Regions from separate parts of the Mus musculus genome. Here all the other regions are linked to region 3. The links are chromatin loops, found by intact Hi-C in ENCODE. Cell type or tissue: heart. All regions are shown on one strand.

What was found. Peaks named below come from ENCODE experiments on the same cell type or tissue, not always from the same donor. Only the 100,000 strongest peaks of a DNase experiment are listed, where the experiment ranks them.
Region 1: it touches region 3 in a loop (4-fold over the local background); 13 of 42 quality-filtered maps call a loop at or near these places.
Region 2: a loop joins it to region 3, with 2.2 times the contacts of the local background. A loop is called at or near these places in 3 of 42 quality-filtered maps.

What each region holds. Positions count from the first base shown.
Region 1 is chr10:63,064,965-63,067,464 of GRCm38, forward strand. It overlaps Pbld1 (phenazine biosynthesis-like protein domain containing 1), which reads left to right. Exons shown (of 9, transcript NM_026701.3): 2 at 820-919; 3 at 1,561-1,659; 4 at 2,465-2,500. Among named protein-coding and RNA genes, the nearest start is that of Pbld1, 4.6 kb to the left of the region's middle. In heart, a CTCF peak has its summit at 1,217 (motif pointing left); a DNase peak (open chromatin) is centred at 1,227.
Region 2 is chr10:62,864,182-62,866,681 of GRCm38, forward strand. Tet1 (tet methylcytosine dioxygenase 1) reads right to left here. Exons shown (of 13, transcript NM_001253857.2): 3 at 627-680. It overlaps Gm51805 (a long non-coding RNA gene), which reads left to right and starts at 1,489. Exons shown (of 3, transcript XR_003949007.1): 1 at 1,489-1,574. In heart, no CTCF peak of the experiment used is centred here; DNase peaks (open chromatin) are centred at 1,240 and 2,490; H3K4me3 peaks cover 2,341 bases; H3K27ac peaks cover 2,449 bases.
Region 3 is chr10:62,978,848-62,981,347 of GRCm38, forward strand. It overlaps Rufy2 (RUN and FYVE domain-containing 2), which reads left to right and starts at 1,405. Exons shown (of 18, transcript NM_027425.4): 1 at 1,405-1,485. The coding sequence starts at 1,482. In heart, a CTCF peak has its summit at 1,392; DNase peaks (open chromatin) are centred at 1,414 and 1,574; H3K4me3 peaks cover 1,521 bases; H3K27ac peaks cover 1,305 bases.

The DNA of each region.
Region 1 (2,500 bases), 86 kb after region 3:
CGGCACTAGAGAAGCACTTTGTAAGGATTGGTGTCTTTAATGTTATAAGGAAGAACAGAGGGGCTGGTAAGATGTGTCCCTTAAGTAAAACCACTTGCTGCTAAGACTCATGGCCTCCCACACAGTGGGAGGACAGAGCTAGCTTCCACACCCTTTCTTCTGACCTCTACACGGGCATGGTGGCATTCAAGCACACACCCCCAGTCCCCCTCCCATAAATGTAATATCTTTTTTTTTAATGTAAAATTAGGGGCTGGAGAGATGGCTCAATAGTTAAGAGAACTGGCTGCTCTTCCAAAGGACAAGTGTTCTGTTCCCAGCACCTACATGGCAGCTCTCAATTGTAACTCCTGTTCCAGACACACATGCAATCAAAACAACCATGCACACGAGAGAGAGAGAGAGAGAGAGAGAGAGAGAGAGAGAGAGAGAGAAGAGAGAATATGCCTCTATATGATCCAACTGTGAAGCATAAAAAAATTACAAGCTAAAGAAGACCCACCTGAGCATCTTAAAACGTGTCTACAAAGGAAAACAAACAAAGAAATAAGTGGATAAATGCCTGGGGCCATAGCCCAGTGATAGAGGCTGGCTAGCATGCAAGAAGCCCTAGAACTGATTCCCTGTAGCACCGGACCTTTTACTTGATAATACACTGAGGTCTTTTCACTTGTATAGAATCTGAAAGGTTGTCTCTATAAATTTGCCTCCACACGTAACTTGAGCTTCAGAAGTTGAGAGTAAACTGCTATGTTAACTAACAGAGAGTTTGCCACACCAGGGAGTCCAAAGTCTCAATAACTGCTTGTTTCTAATTAGACATTGGAGGAAGACGCCCATCAGCAAATTGCGAGGGAGATGAACCTCTCAGAAACGGCTTTCATCAGGAAACTGCAGCCGACTGACAGCTTCACACAAAGTAAGTGCATGTTTCTTCGTTCATTCCTGGGTGGGAGGTTTAAGGGAGATGTTAATGTGTTATTTGCATGCCGACAGCACCCTTGGGTCTTCTCATCTAGGAGAAGGTATACTGAAGTTAAGTCTAAATGTATAGTTTAAGGTGTCCCCCACCACCTAAGTGCAGTTGTTGAAAGTGGGTCCCCAGGGCAGCGTGTGGGTAGCTGGGCCTAAAAGGAGATGACAGTTGACATCTTTGAGGGTGTGTTTGGGAATCTCAGGACAGGATAGAACTGACATGGGTATTGGGTGCCCTCTTGTGGCTGTGCCTGCCCGGAGCTGATGTAGTTGAGAAGGCGCTTGGCAGGTGCCAGCCCCTAGGCGGTGAACCTCTAAGCCATCAGACCTATAACAGAGAATTTCTCTTGAAGAGTCACCCAAACCGTGGGGTTCTTCTATAGCAACCCAAATGGACTAAGAGGGTGTTGGTGAGCCTACAGTTTTGGCTCTACACCTAACTGCAGGGAGCCTGTGGATGTCTGCACTGGTCATTTGACCACAGTTCGCTGCTAGCCACACCATCGAGAGATTTAGGAAAGTCTGAAAGCTGGAAAGCCTGCATGGGGTCTGACTTGCATCCCTTTGGCTTTTCCTCCTCTGAAGGCTCTCGCTTTGGACTGAGATGGTTTACGCCAGTGAGTGAAGTCCCCTTGTGCGGCCACGCCACACTGGCCTCTGCGGCTGTGCTGTTTCACAAAATACGTAATGTGGATTTTTTGTATGCTTGTATCTGTGCATGTGTGTGTATAGGTGGTTTCTTGGTTTTGGTTTGTTGTTTGTTTGTTTGTTTGTTTGTTTGTTTTTTCTGAGCTAGGTAGCTGTCTTGGAACTTAATCTGTGGACTAGGCTAGATCTCTAGCAGAGATCTTCTGCCTCTCCCTCCAGAGCTGGGATTAAAGGTGTGTGTCACCACACTTGGCTCCTGGATGTCTGTTTTTTGAGACAGGTATTTATATGGCCCAGGCTTGCCCTGGATTCTCTGTGTAGCTATTGCCTACCCTGTGCTCCTGACTTCCTGCCTCGATGTTCCTAGTACTGGATTCCGTGTATGCACCACCAGCACTCCAGAGGTAGAAGCAGACGGATCTTTGTGAGTTCAAAACCAGCCTGACCTACATAGGGAGTTCCAGGCTAGTAGGGACTTCATAGTTAAGATCTTTTCTTGAAAAAGAAATTAAATAATAATAAAAAATATTTAAAGTTAGCTGGGGGCTGGGCAGTGGTGGCCCATGCCTGTAATCCCAGCACTTGGGAGGCAGAGGCATGGATTTCTGAGTTCGAGGCTAGCCTGGTCTACAGAGTGAGTTCTAGGATGGCCAGAATTGCACAGAGAAATCCTGTCTTGAAAAACCAAAATAAATAAATAGATAGATAGATAGATAGATAATAAAGTTGGCTGGGTCAGTAGCTCAGTGGTAGGTTACTTGCCTTGAATCTGTATACTGGCAGGGTGGAGGGTCCCAATACCAAACTTATTTTCCTGACCTTTGACCCCTCCTCTGTCCAGAGAACAGGAACAGCACCCTGACCTTTGTCACAATGA
Region 2 (2,500 bases), 110 kb before region 3:
GATCCCAAGCTAGCAAGCAAATCAGATTGCCGTTGAACCCTCAGCATGCAATCTATACGAAGTACGTAAAACACGCTGATTCCTTAAATCTATGGCAACCAAAATTAACTATAGCATAGTGAGCACTTCACATCAAGCCATTAGCATTTAACTGTAAGGTCTCAATGCATTTGAAGTTGAACTAAAACCTGTAAGGTCATTCCCTCCTCCCCCATTCCCGGGAAAATAATATATCAGGTTTTACAATATAGTATTTTCTAGGTGTTTAAAAAATTTTTTTTAAATCACAATGAATCATAGCTGTCAACTTCTCTACCATGGGACTAATGTGCCACAGATGCAGGTGGCACAAAGGGGGCTGGAGAGGAGAAGGGATTATTCAACACTTTGCATATAAACTTTTCCTTCTCTGCAACATTTATAAGCTGCAAATGAAGGATGCTAATGTGGACCATAAGGGGGAGGGGAGGAGGGCAACTCTGGCTGAGTGAAAATTCATGTAAGCCCTGACAACCTGGGAGAATCCAAATCCCCTATACTGTAAATTCACCCTCAGATGACAGAAAAATACTCTATACTGTATAAAATGGAAAAACACAAATAGCATTTAATCAAGAGCTGATTACCTTTAAAACTTTGGGCTTCTTTTCCCTCTGGGGCCTCTTGTTTTCTTTTGTAACCTAAAATTAAAAAAAAAAAAAAAAGTAAAATTGAAATGTGAGCCTCCATTTATATACATATATAATAATAATAACTATTATTATTATTATTATTATTATTATATAGATCAGCTGCCACCCTTCTCCCCCTCCCGCCCGCCAAAAATTTTGCTACTTCTCTGTAAAAAACTACTTATATCATTTAATACCATCAACATGTTGGTCAGTCAGACCCTGAAGAGCTTATGCAAAATGTATACTTTAAAAGTCACTGGAAAGAAAAACAGCCAACAACCTTGCATAAATAAAGATGGAGGGAAATGCCCCCTTTCCCCCTAAAAGTCTGTCTTAATTAGCTTCTGCATTCTTCACGGCGAAGCCCACGAGGTAGCCATCTTGCCTGCTTCTGCAGAGGAAGCCTCCACAGAGAGCAGCTCTGCAAACTGCTTTTGGTATCATTATCATGGTGTTTCAAGGCAGCCCTGGCCTGCCAGCACTGTAGACGTGCTGGGCATGCCTTTTGCAAAAACAGCCCCACAAAGAGTGCAGCCAATGGCAAGGCAGAGCTTAGAGACTCCAAAGTGATCTTCGCAGCCTAGCACTATCCCAGACAAAGGATCTCCTGTGAGGCTGGGCTCTCACCACAGGACACAGGCAGCCACAAGCTGCGACATGGAGTTCTCTGCAGAGGATCTGGTCGCCGCCACCGAAATCACAGGAGGCTTCTGCAAAAGACAATGTTCTCAAATCCCCCAGGTCGCCACCATCGGATCGATGGAGGAGTCTCCCTTAGCAGGAACCTCTGGGTGGCACCAGGGCAGGTCGGCGCAGGGAGGGGCGCGCTACTCTGTATCACCGGGCAGGAGATAGCCCCTGAGCCAAAGGGGGCATCGGGGCTCACAGCAACCCTGGAAGGTATTGTGCATTTTGACTTTATAAGGCAAGGCTAAATATTGGCGATATTGAAGGCAGGGAGGTTAAGTAAGGACAGCGCAGGCTCAGCTGTTGGGCTGCGTGTCTCATTCCTGGGAACCACACCTCGGTGCAGCCGGCGCTTGGCCTAAAAACAGCGATTTGATTTCTGTCAATAAATGTCCAACGATAAAGTCGGACTGAAAAATGACAATCAGCCACTTAGAAGCGAAAAAGGACAGGATGTGGACAGGAGAGGGGGTGGAGTTTTCAGAATACACTCATACATACACTCTCTCGGTGACTACAGATATGGAAGACTGTATATGTATGTAAGCTGTTGATGACCTTCAGTGCCCAGAGAAACCGGCCTTACCAGAAGGCAGACTCCAACCTGAATCTGGGGGGGGGGGGGTCCTGTCTCCTCTCCTCCCAAGATCATCACCTGCAGCCAAGCCTCTCTTCTCAAGCCTCCGACTGGGTTCCCAGGTTGAGGCTTCTTGCACACCGGCTTAGTGGTCAACCAGCCACTTCCCCAGGAGCTGAACCCGAGCCCGGGATTGAACATCCGAGCCCGCTCACTAGCTCCATCACTTACACACACACACACACACACACACACACACACACACACACACCTGAACTGCACCCATACTCAGTGAGTGGTAGACTTAGGGAGCTGGCACCACATGACACCTGCCAGACTCCAGGAAAGGCAGGACCAAGAGCAGCCTTCCTCCTGTTAGCTCCCTTGCAGTCTGCTGTAACAGCGGCAAAGGCTCTAGTGGCCGAGGACCAGAGTAGCTGTGGCAAGCAGGGCTGGCCCAAGGTCACTGCCAAAAAGCTGTACAGAGACTGATCACAGCCCCATCACAGTCACCTTGACAGCTGCACAATTCTCAGGAAGCAAGCCCCAGCTCCTGCCTCCT
Region 3 (2,500 bases):
TGGGTTTATTAGCTCCGGAATCAAGATCTGCTTGCTTTTGCCTGAAGGGTGGATCCCGGGGTTATAGGTATATGACAGGCAGCACACCCAGGTGCCTGTTGCAAGTTTTATCTATGGCAAGTTGAAAGGCAGGAGGAAGCATTCATGTGTGTGTGTGTGCCTGTGCATTTTTTAAAAGACAGCCCTGTATAACCCAGGCTGGCCTTGAAATCTCGAATGTCTGGGAGAATGATCTTGAACTGTGTTGTACAGGACTGAGTCAAAACTACCACTGTTTTCAGCAAACTGGCCTACATCTGCTTGCAAAAGATCACAGCTGGGCAAGTTGACTTGAATTCCCTCATAGGAGGGCAGGGAGGGAGGGTCATGGGACCTTCACAGGAACAACCAGTCTTTCTCTTGCAAGCTGTTGTATGCAATTCTACCCTAACTGCAAATGGCCTTAGGGAGGAACTAACATATAGGAAGGGAGGGGCTAGTGGAGGGGTGACTATCTGCAGCCAGGAAGGAGTCATCATTCCTAGAGGGATTTCGAAGTCCTCCCCAGTATCCCCCATAACTCACTGCTTCTTCAGCGGGAACGGTGTTAATCATTTTTGGTGTGTCCTCAGAATTTTGGAAGCATTTGGTAGACGTTGTTTACACCTCACTAAGGAAAGGATTTTTTTTTTTTTTTTAAGCAACAAACACTCTAGGTCTTTCCTCCAACTCCTAAGAGTTGGTATTTTCTAGGTCCACCATACCCGCTTACAAAGTATCACATTTTGTTACATGGAACTGGGGTCTTGTGTCTTTCCTCCAACTCCTAAGAGTTGGTATTTTCTAGGTCCACCATACCCACTTACAAAGTATCACATTTTGTTACATGCAACAGGGGTTTTGTAGCTATCCTTAGACGACCTGGCACTTGTTAGGTAGCTCAGAGTAACCTCAAGGTCCTAGCAGTCCTCCTGCGTCCACTCCTGTTGAGTGCTGGGGTTAGCAGCTGGATTTAGTGTCTTCCTTTGAGACTAGGCGAGCTTCAAATCCATTATGTAAGTGAGCCTGGTCTTCAACTACGGATCCATCTAACTCCCATCTCTCAAATGCTGGCATTACAAGCCGCCGGCTCTGCTAATTGTGTGAGGTTTTCTAAAATCTGTCGGCTAGCTCCGAGTCGGCCGGTGTGTTCCTTAAACCCATCCAGCCTGCAAGGATGAAACCTTGACAGGTAGCTTGAGGCCCGCATCTACATCCTCCCTTGGCGCTGTGCCCCAGGTCCCCGTCACGCCTCTTTCTCTGACGCTGTCAGGGTTGGTCAAATGGGGGTTGGGGTGGGGGTGGGGGTGATCGGCGGGGACCAGCTTCACGCGGCCGTGGCGTCCTCCCGCCGCCAGGGGCGCTGTGGCAGCGCCGAGCCGGGCCAGACGCGGTGGCCGCCGCGCGCCTGCGGGGAGCTGCTGACCCGCTCCGCGAGCCCGTGTCCCGCACGCACCGCCGCCATGGGTAAGGGCAGCAGCCGGGGTCACCATCCTTCGCTTGGGTCACGCAGTCACCCGGGAACCGGGGGCTCCCGGGGTCTCCATGGCAACGTCCGCCCGCCCGCATCCCTGCGCCCCGCCCGCCCTGGGGCCTGGCGGCTGGGGTCGGCGGACGGGCGGGGACCAGGGCGTCCAGGGACAGGGATGGCTTCCCAGTCACGCGGATGCAGGGCGGAAGGCTGGGGAGGGGAGCGGTGTAGTGCCAGGAGCGCGCTCCGCGGGGCCCCCTTGCAGGCTGGGGGCGCAGAGGGAGCGGGGCCGCCTCTAGGGACTGCCGAGGAGCCCCACCTGCGGTCGCTGCTGCACAGCCGCTGTCCTAGGCTCCTCCGGTGCAGGTTACAGGTTGTGATGAACACTCTTAAAAAGAGAATTCTGCCGATTATTAAACGTCAGGTGGTTTCACTTCGGGAGCGGGGGTGGACGGAGGGAATCACACCTCGACGGAGAGTGGAGGAAAAGATGTGGCCATATCCTTCATCACCCAGCCGGGCTGTTTCAGATTGCGGAGGAAGTCAGCCTAAGAGAGCTGGGATGCAAACCATAGCCAAGTGCCAGAGCAAGGGGACTCTTGTTTTGTTATTCGAAACGGGTTCTCACTGCATAGTCCTGGCTGTCCAGGAGCTAGCTATGTAGACCAGGCTGGACTCGAACTCAGAGATTCCCTCCTGCCTCTGCCTCCCAAATTCTGGAATTAAAGTGTGTCGCACCACGCCCAGCTGTTTTGTTTTGTTTTGAGTGGGCCACTAAATTGTGAACGCACTGACCACCTGGGTTTGTCATTTACTTGAAGGTTGTTTTTGAGACAGGTCTCTCTATATAGCATTGGCTGCCTCAGAACACTCTGTTTAGACCAGGCTGGACCCAAGAATCACAGACGCTGGGACTACAGAAACAGCTACATGGCAGAGTTCTCTGGAGATTAATAAATGTTAGGTTTGGTTTTCACATCTCTTTTGCTATCTTCGCAGAAAAATATTTGT